2 separate regions of the Homo sapiens genome follow, and region 1 is linked to region 2. A link is a contact called in ENCODE Hi-C or POLR2A ChIA-PET data. All regions are on one chromosome and are shown on one strand. The core of a region is the stretch at or near the end of the contact, and the rest is flanking DNA. Distances in the headings are between cores, read along the strand shown. Region 1 overlaps HLF (HLF transcription factor, PAR bZIP family member). Region 2 has its middle 26 kb from the start of HLF.

Region 1 (2,700 bases), core at 1-2,500, 47 kb before region 2:
ACCCACAGACTGGCAGGAGGCTGTATCCCAGTCCCTGAGATTTTGGGCATCCTCTATGACAAGGGAGGCCTTCCATCATGGAAGGAAGAAGCAGCCTGGCACATGCATCTAGCTGGAAAAGTTTCTGTAAGTCTTGATTGGTTGTTGCTTGGCTGGATGATACTGATGGCAAAAGTAACATTCCAAAGCAGTAAATATAAGACTCTGAATAAGGCTTGGCGCTGGGAAATCCTTATGGAATTTATGGCTTGGTGTGATGGGGAAAAAGAGTTTATTTTCAACCGTTTGTTATGAGAGGGGTCTATTTCATTGAGAAAAGAAACGTCATTATTATTCCAATAAATCTTTGTTTTCTAACCATTCAAGTCTTTCCTAAGGAAGGTTTAAAATTCCAAAACCAACTTTATTTTCAAAAGCAAGTCAAGCTTCAGGTGGCCACCTACAAGAACAGACAATAGAGGAGCTGAGGGAAGCGAGATTACCCCAAGAAATGAATTATACCACCTCTTTCTCCTAATTCCTCTTTTTGAAATTAGATATTTGTTTTACTGAAGGCAAAACAGCCAGCTTGGCCCCTGAGAAAAGTGAGATGAGAATGGGAGTAGGGGTGGAGAAAGGGGGGTACTATCGAGAGGTAAAGTACAAGGGTGGGGGGAGAAAAGAAATAAAAATAGACAAGTCAGGGAAAACCAAATGGCAAAGGTCCATTTGTTTATTTTAACAGTGTTTGCCATTCCAGGCGGCTTGCTGAAGTTCCTTCCTTCCATGGCTGGCCTTGGACCAACATTAGAAAGGTCTTAGATCTTTGGAAAGAAGATTTGGACAACAAAGTTGTTTTATCTGGGAGGGTAACTAGCTTACTCAAGAGTTCCAGGACTTTGGTTTTGATGTTATTACCTTGGCCTAAGTTTCCCTGTCCCAGGCAGTCCTGGCTCTGTTTACTGATTTTGCAAGAGAAAAGGGTGGCCCGAGGAAGGAAGGGGCTTCTCTCAGGCATCACTGCCACATTTAGCTGGATCACCTCAGTACCTGGGCACCGCGAAGAAGATGAAGACAGGCGCAAAAGTAAAACATTTTCTAAAGGTCCTATCTCTCGACACTCATAAGAGGCAAACAACACTTCTCTAACTTACTCCCCAAATAGACACCACCGTGGATGTTCTGCCAAGGAGTGATGCGAAAGTGTGTTCCGAAGTGAAATGTAAGCTTGGCCCAGTGCCCAGCTCTCTGCTGTATTTTGCACAGAGTGCTGCAGGCTGAAGGACCAAAGGAACACATTTCTCTCCACGTGACTGCAAGAGCCAGGCAGCCCAAGCAGATTTCTTTGTGTTAATAAAATGTGATCTCTAGACTGTACACACCAACAGCCCTGGAAAACGTGAGCCAGAGAGAAGGACCCAAGGAAACCCATGGCCCTGGCTGAAAAGGGACTGCAGCTGCTGGCACACTGTGTTGTATCAAGGCAGAGGCATTGCAGGCCTGGCAAATGCAAGTGAGAACACAGCCAGAGATGGAAAGACATGTCAAAGGCTCAGGGGAATGCTGCTTAAGAAATGAAAACAATCCATGGAATCCCATCAAACATGATCCTGCACAAATGTTTACTCTTTCTTGGTGGCTACAGACCAAAGTCCTCAATGGACACTCTCAAGACTTTGGATATACCTGGGATCCAAGGTACCACGTCTCAAAACTGAGACCATTCCAAATATAGCAGGAGCTTGACTCCTAGGTTAAACTGTATATCTTCTGGTCTGGTGTAAGGTGTGACTAATACACATACTTCCATACTCTCACCCCACAGGGACCCAGGCAAATGCAGTCAACTCTCTATGAACGAGGGCAGCCATGGGAGGCAATCACAGGGAACCCAAACAATCACCATGGGGTGGCCTGGACTCTGGGGAGCTTTGCTGTTGTGGGCAGTCCCTGACTCCTTGCTTCAGTGGTCTTGGTCTCCACTGGCCTCAAAAGAGATCCATTGCTCAGGGTCTCAATCTATATATATCTATATCTTGGGAAGGGAGGAGGTTCCTAGGTTGAGGAAGAAAGGGGATTAGTGGCCCCTGCTCACTGGGCCCTCTTTCAACATATGACTTAATCTCCGGACTTTCAAATTCACTGTGCCCTGTGGTCAACTTGTTCCCAATTTGAACAGGGTGTTGGGGGCAGGAGCTGAAAGGTAGCAGGAGCAGAGCACCAGGACCCAGGTAACTTCTGAACCTCTCAGGAACTGTGCTGGAGAATGCAGAAGTTTACAGGGCTAGAGGGCACCTCTGGTTGGAGAGAGTAGAAGGTCCTGGAAGAAGTCATCCCTTGGTCCCCCTCCCCTGCAGTCGCCCAGTGCCCAGGCTTCCCAACCATGGGGCAGGCAATCAGCCATCACCAGCTAATTATGGAGCAGCTGAGTTGATGAGCGACTCCCAGGCCCAGGTGAGCCTTCACCTTGGTTAATCTGCAAACCAGTTAATCAGCCTCAGGATAATTGAAAGTTAACCGTATGCAGAGCTCAAGTGCAGTTACTGGAAACAACAGGAAACAGCAGTAGCAGAGGAAGTCAGGCCCACTCTCAGTGAACTCTTTTGTAAATCCCTATAGCCAATGTTTAACCTGGAGCCCACTTCACCCTATTGCCCAACACACTCTTGGATCAAGTCCTTGTCACACAGTTACCTGGATCCCAGGGAGCACACAGTAAGT
Region 2 (2,700 bases), core at 190-2,689:
TGTTAGGTGTTCCCTGTAAGAATGAAATGTACTGATCCGATATTTTCCCATTTTTAAACTTGAATTCAATTAGACTTTTGTCATGGGTCATATAAAGCAGAAATGCATGTGTATTATGATTTCTGGCATATTCTAATGAATCAAGTGTTAATGTCATAAGGCTTCATTGATTTGAAATAACGGGCAATTTACTGACTGAAGGCTAAATATTGGTACAAATGAGTACAACATATTTTTGAAAATAATTTGGCAATACTTTATCAAAAGTTACAAAATATTTGTGTCTTTTATATAGCAATCCCACTCCTAGGGGTTATTAAAAGTGGAGGGGGGAAGCCTCATGCACAACAATGTTCATTCAAGACTGTCTTAGAATAATATAAATGTAAACAATACATATTCTAACCATATGCATGACTAAGACAATTATAGTAAAAACTTCTTAGAGGAAAATATTATGTAACTATTAGTTATTCCCTTTGTTTGGAACACTTTCCACCCCCTCTGCCTTATTTCTCTGCCAGCTAACTCCCACTTAGTCTTCAAGACTCAGGGTACCCACCACTGTGCTTATATAACACCTGGGCACACCTCTATTAAAACATGTATAGCCCACTGCATTGTAACCCATGATTTTGCCTGTTAGTGCCCTCCACTGGATTGCAACTCACTGAGGCAGAGTCTGTCATTTGTGCAACAAGTTAAAAATCAGAAAGCAATGGGGCAATAAATAAAATTATTTCTGATATATAGAATTTAGCTTCAGCTAATTCAGACCTGCCTTCGTTCCCTGCTCCCAACCCCCTCCAGCCTCCAGCAGCAGCAGCAGCAGCAGCAGCAGCAGCAGCGCCCCTGAAGTCTCTTGTGGAAGGTGAGAAATCTACCGATAAGCTTTCTAGTAGGAGTGTCTTTGGGGAGGGAGTGAGTGGGAGATTAGAAATGGGGCCGGTGGAATATTCCTGCAAAACTCCAGGAACCATTAGCATTCCACTTCTTCTTACAAAGATTGTTTTCATGTCTGAGTTGCCCTATATAGTGCAGAAATTGAGAATGCAAACGTGCAAACGATCGGTGTGATCTACTGAAAGGCGATGCGCGTTCCCTTCTTGCAGGCAGAACTGCCTTAGGAAGCATGAAAGTGGACGCAGCCCGGTGCCAGGTGTCAGCGATTTGAGCTCGCTTCCGGGCCCCATTCATTTCCAGCCCGGCTCCCAGATACTTCCCGAGGCGCTCCCTTTTGCCCGCCCGACTTCTGAGCGGAGCGCTCGGGTGTGAGGAGAACCGGCAAATCCTCGCGGGCGCTGGGCGCTCGCGGAGCCGCCCGCGCCCAGCCCCGTCACGTTGGCTGCCGAGCGCATCCCGGCTGCGCCCCGGCGGGGAGGCGCCGAGGGTAGCTAAGGGGAGCAGGTCACGTGAGAGGAGGAGTCTGACCTACTTTCCAGGCGGTAGGCGCATGCGCACTTCCCATCTGCGCTCCGGCCGGGAGGCTCACGTGGAATCGCACGTGCCTGGTCCTGCAGCTAGGGGCTCCTGGCCCGGGGCGCGCAGGGGCGGGTCCGCGGTGGGACCCGCGGAGAGGGGCGCGGCGGGGCGGAGCGCTTGGAGACTCAGTCTGCGGGTCCCGCAATCATCATCCGTGACAACCACAGCCTCTGGAGAGCTGCTTAGGCTCCCTGCGGGGCTTCCCACGAATTCATCACATTCAACATTCGTGAATTCAGAAATTAAGACAAAGACTGCACCTCTGCCCTGTAAATCACTAGTTCCGCAACTCAGAATTTATCCTGCAAATGGGCTTCTGCTCCTGCGAAGTGAAGTCCCTGCAAGGATAATCATTACATCATTGTTGGACATCACAAACGGCCAGAAACAGTCAAAATGTCCAACGATAACACCGGTTAAATTCATAGAAACGTAAATTATGGTTGGGCCACACTTGAAGTTGTCTGCAGCTCTTAAAAACAAATAGACTCTGCTCTCTAGACACTGATATGGAAAGACCTTCAAGATACATTATGTGATTTGTAAAAAAAAATGATGCAGAACAGTGTCTGGGATGCTGACATTTGTGAGGAAAAAAATTATATATGTATATATGTTATGATCAGACTAGTTCTGGAAAAATATATTGGATGACTGGGGGTGGGGGTCAGGGAAGACGCGAGACTCCATACTTATGTAACTTTTAAATTTTGTACCATGGATGATTAATCTTTTTTTTTTTTTTTCCAAATAACATTTAAAAACAGTTATTTAGCACTTACCCTGTGCTGGGCACCAGCTTTTATGTAAATCATTTCCTCCTAGAAAGTTTGTCATGTACAGTATCTGCCGCATTTCCTGTTCTGTTCAGCTTGAATCTTAATGTCTTAAGCTTTCTGATACACAGTTGAGACGTTTTTTAAAATCCCGATATGAACAACCGAAGCCCTCCACATCTTTAAGATTCTTTTCAAGTTCTGTCTCTTGAGGGAAAGTATCTTAACCAAGAGGCTCTCAGCAACAAATACTTGCATAATAAAGCTGACACAGCAGTTTCACATATGTGATTAGCTTTTACTCTCCCGATTGTGAGTTTGTAGTGCAGATATTATTATCACTGTGGTTAGTACATATGTGCCGGTTATATTCGGTTGCAAGTTAACTAAAAGTCCAACTCTAAGTGGCTTGAACGGTAAAGCTCATTTAACTTCAGATTGG

The links. A loop is a pair of places that touch in the nucleus more often than their neighbours do. ChIA-PET counts read pairs that join two places held with the same protein, here RNA polymerase II (POLR2A). Pooled maps may share reads with other maps.
Region 1: a map of gastrocnemius medialis shows a loop between it and region 2 (4-fold over the local background). The contact joins two enhancer-like sites. A Hi-C loop is called at or near these places in 41 of 168 maps with a recorded cell type or tissue (CD4-positive, alpha-beta memory T cell, Caco-2, Calu3 and 26 more), 1 of 37 single-sample maps with no recorded cell type and 34 of 50 pooled maps. POLR2A ChIA-PET finds 5 or more read pairs at or near these places in 5 of 52 experiments (CD4-positive, alpha-beta memory T cell, Caco-2, HepG2 and 2 more).

The regions. Positions count from the first base shown.
Region 1 is chr17:55,284,246-55,286,945 of GRCh38, reverse strand. All of the region lies in intron 2 of HLF (HLF transcription factor, PAR bZIP family member), which reads right to left. Among named protein-coding and RNA genes, the nearest start is that of HLF, 21 kb to the right of the region's middle. RefSeq lists an enhancer at 408-2,700. Within about 2 kb of position 1,250, at least 24 of the 41 ENCODE cell types and tissues checked have a DNase peak (open chromatin) inside an H3K27ac peak, as active enhancers do; they include ascending aorta, dorsolateral prefrontal cortex, gastrocnemius medialis and 8 more, where a contact is called at or near this core.
Region 2 is chr17:55,237,195-55,239,894 of GRCh38, reverse strand. No RefSeq gene overlaps it. Among named protein-coding and RNA genes, the nearest start is that of HLF, 26 kb to the left of the region's middle. RefSeq lists a silencer at 1,223-1,692. Within about 2 kb of position 1,439, at least 27 of the 41 ENCODE cell types and tissues checked have a DNase peak (open chromatin) inside an H3K27ac peak, as active enhancers do; they include ascending aorta, dorsolateral prefrontal cortex, gastrocnemius medialis and 8 more, where a contact is called at or near this core.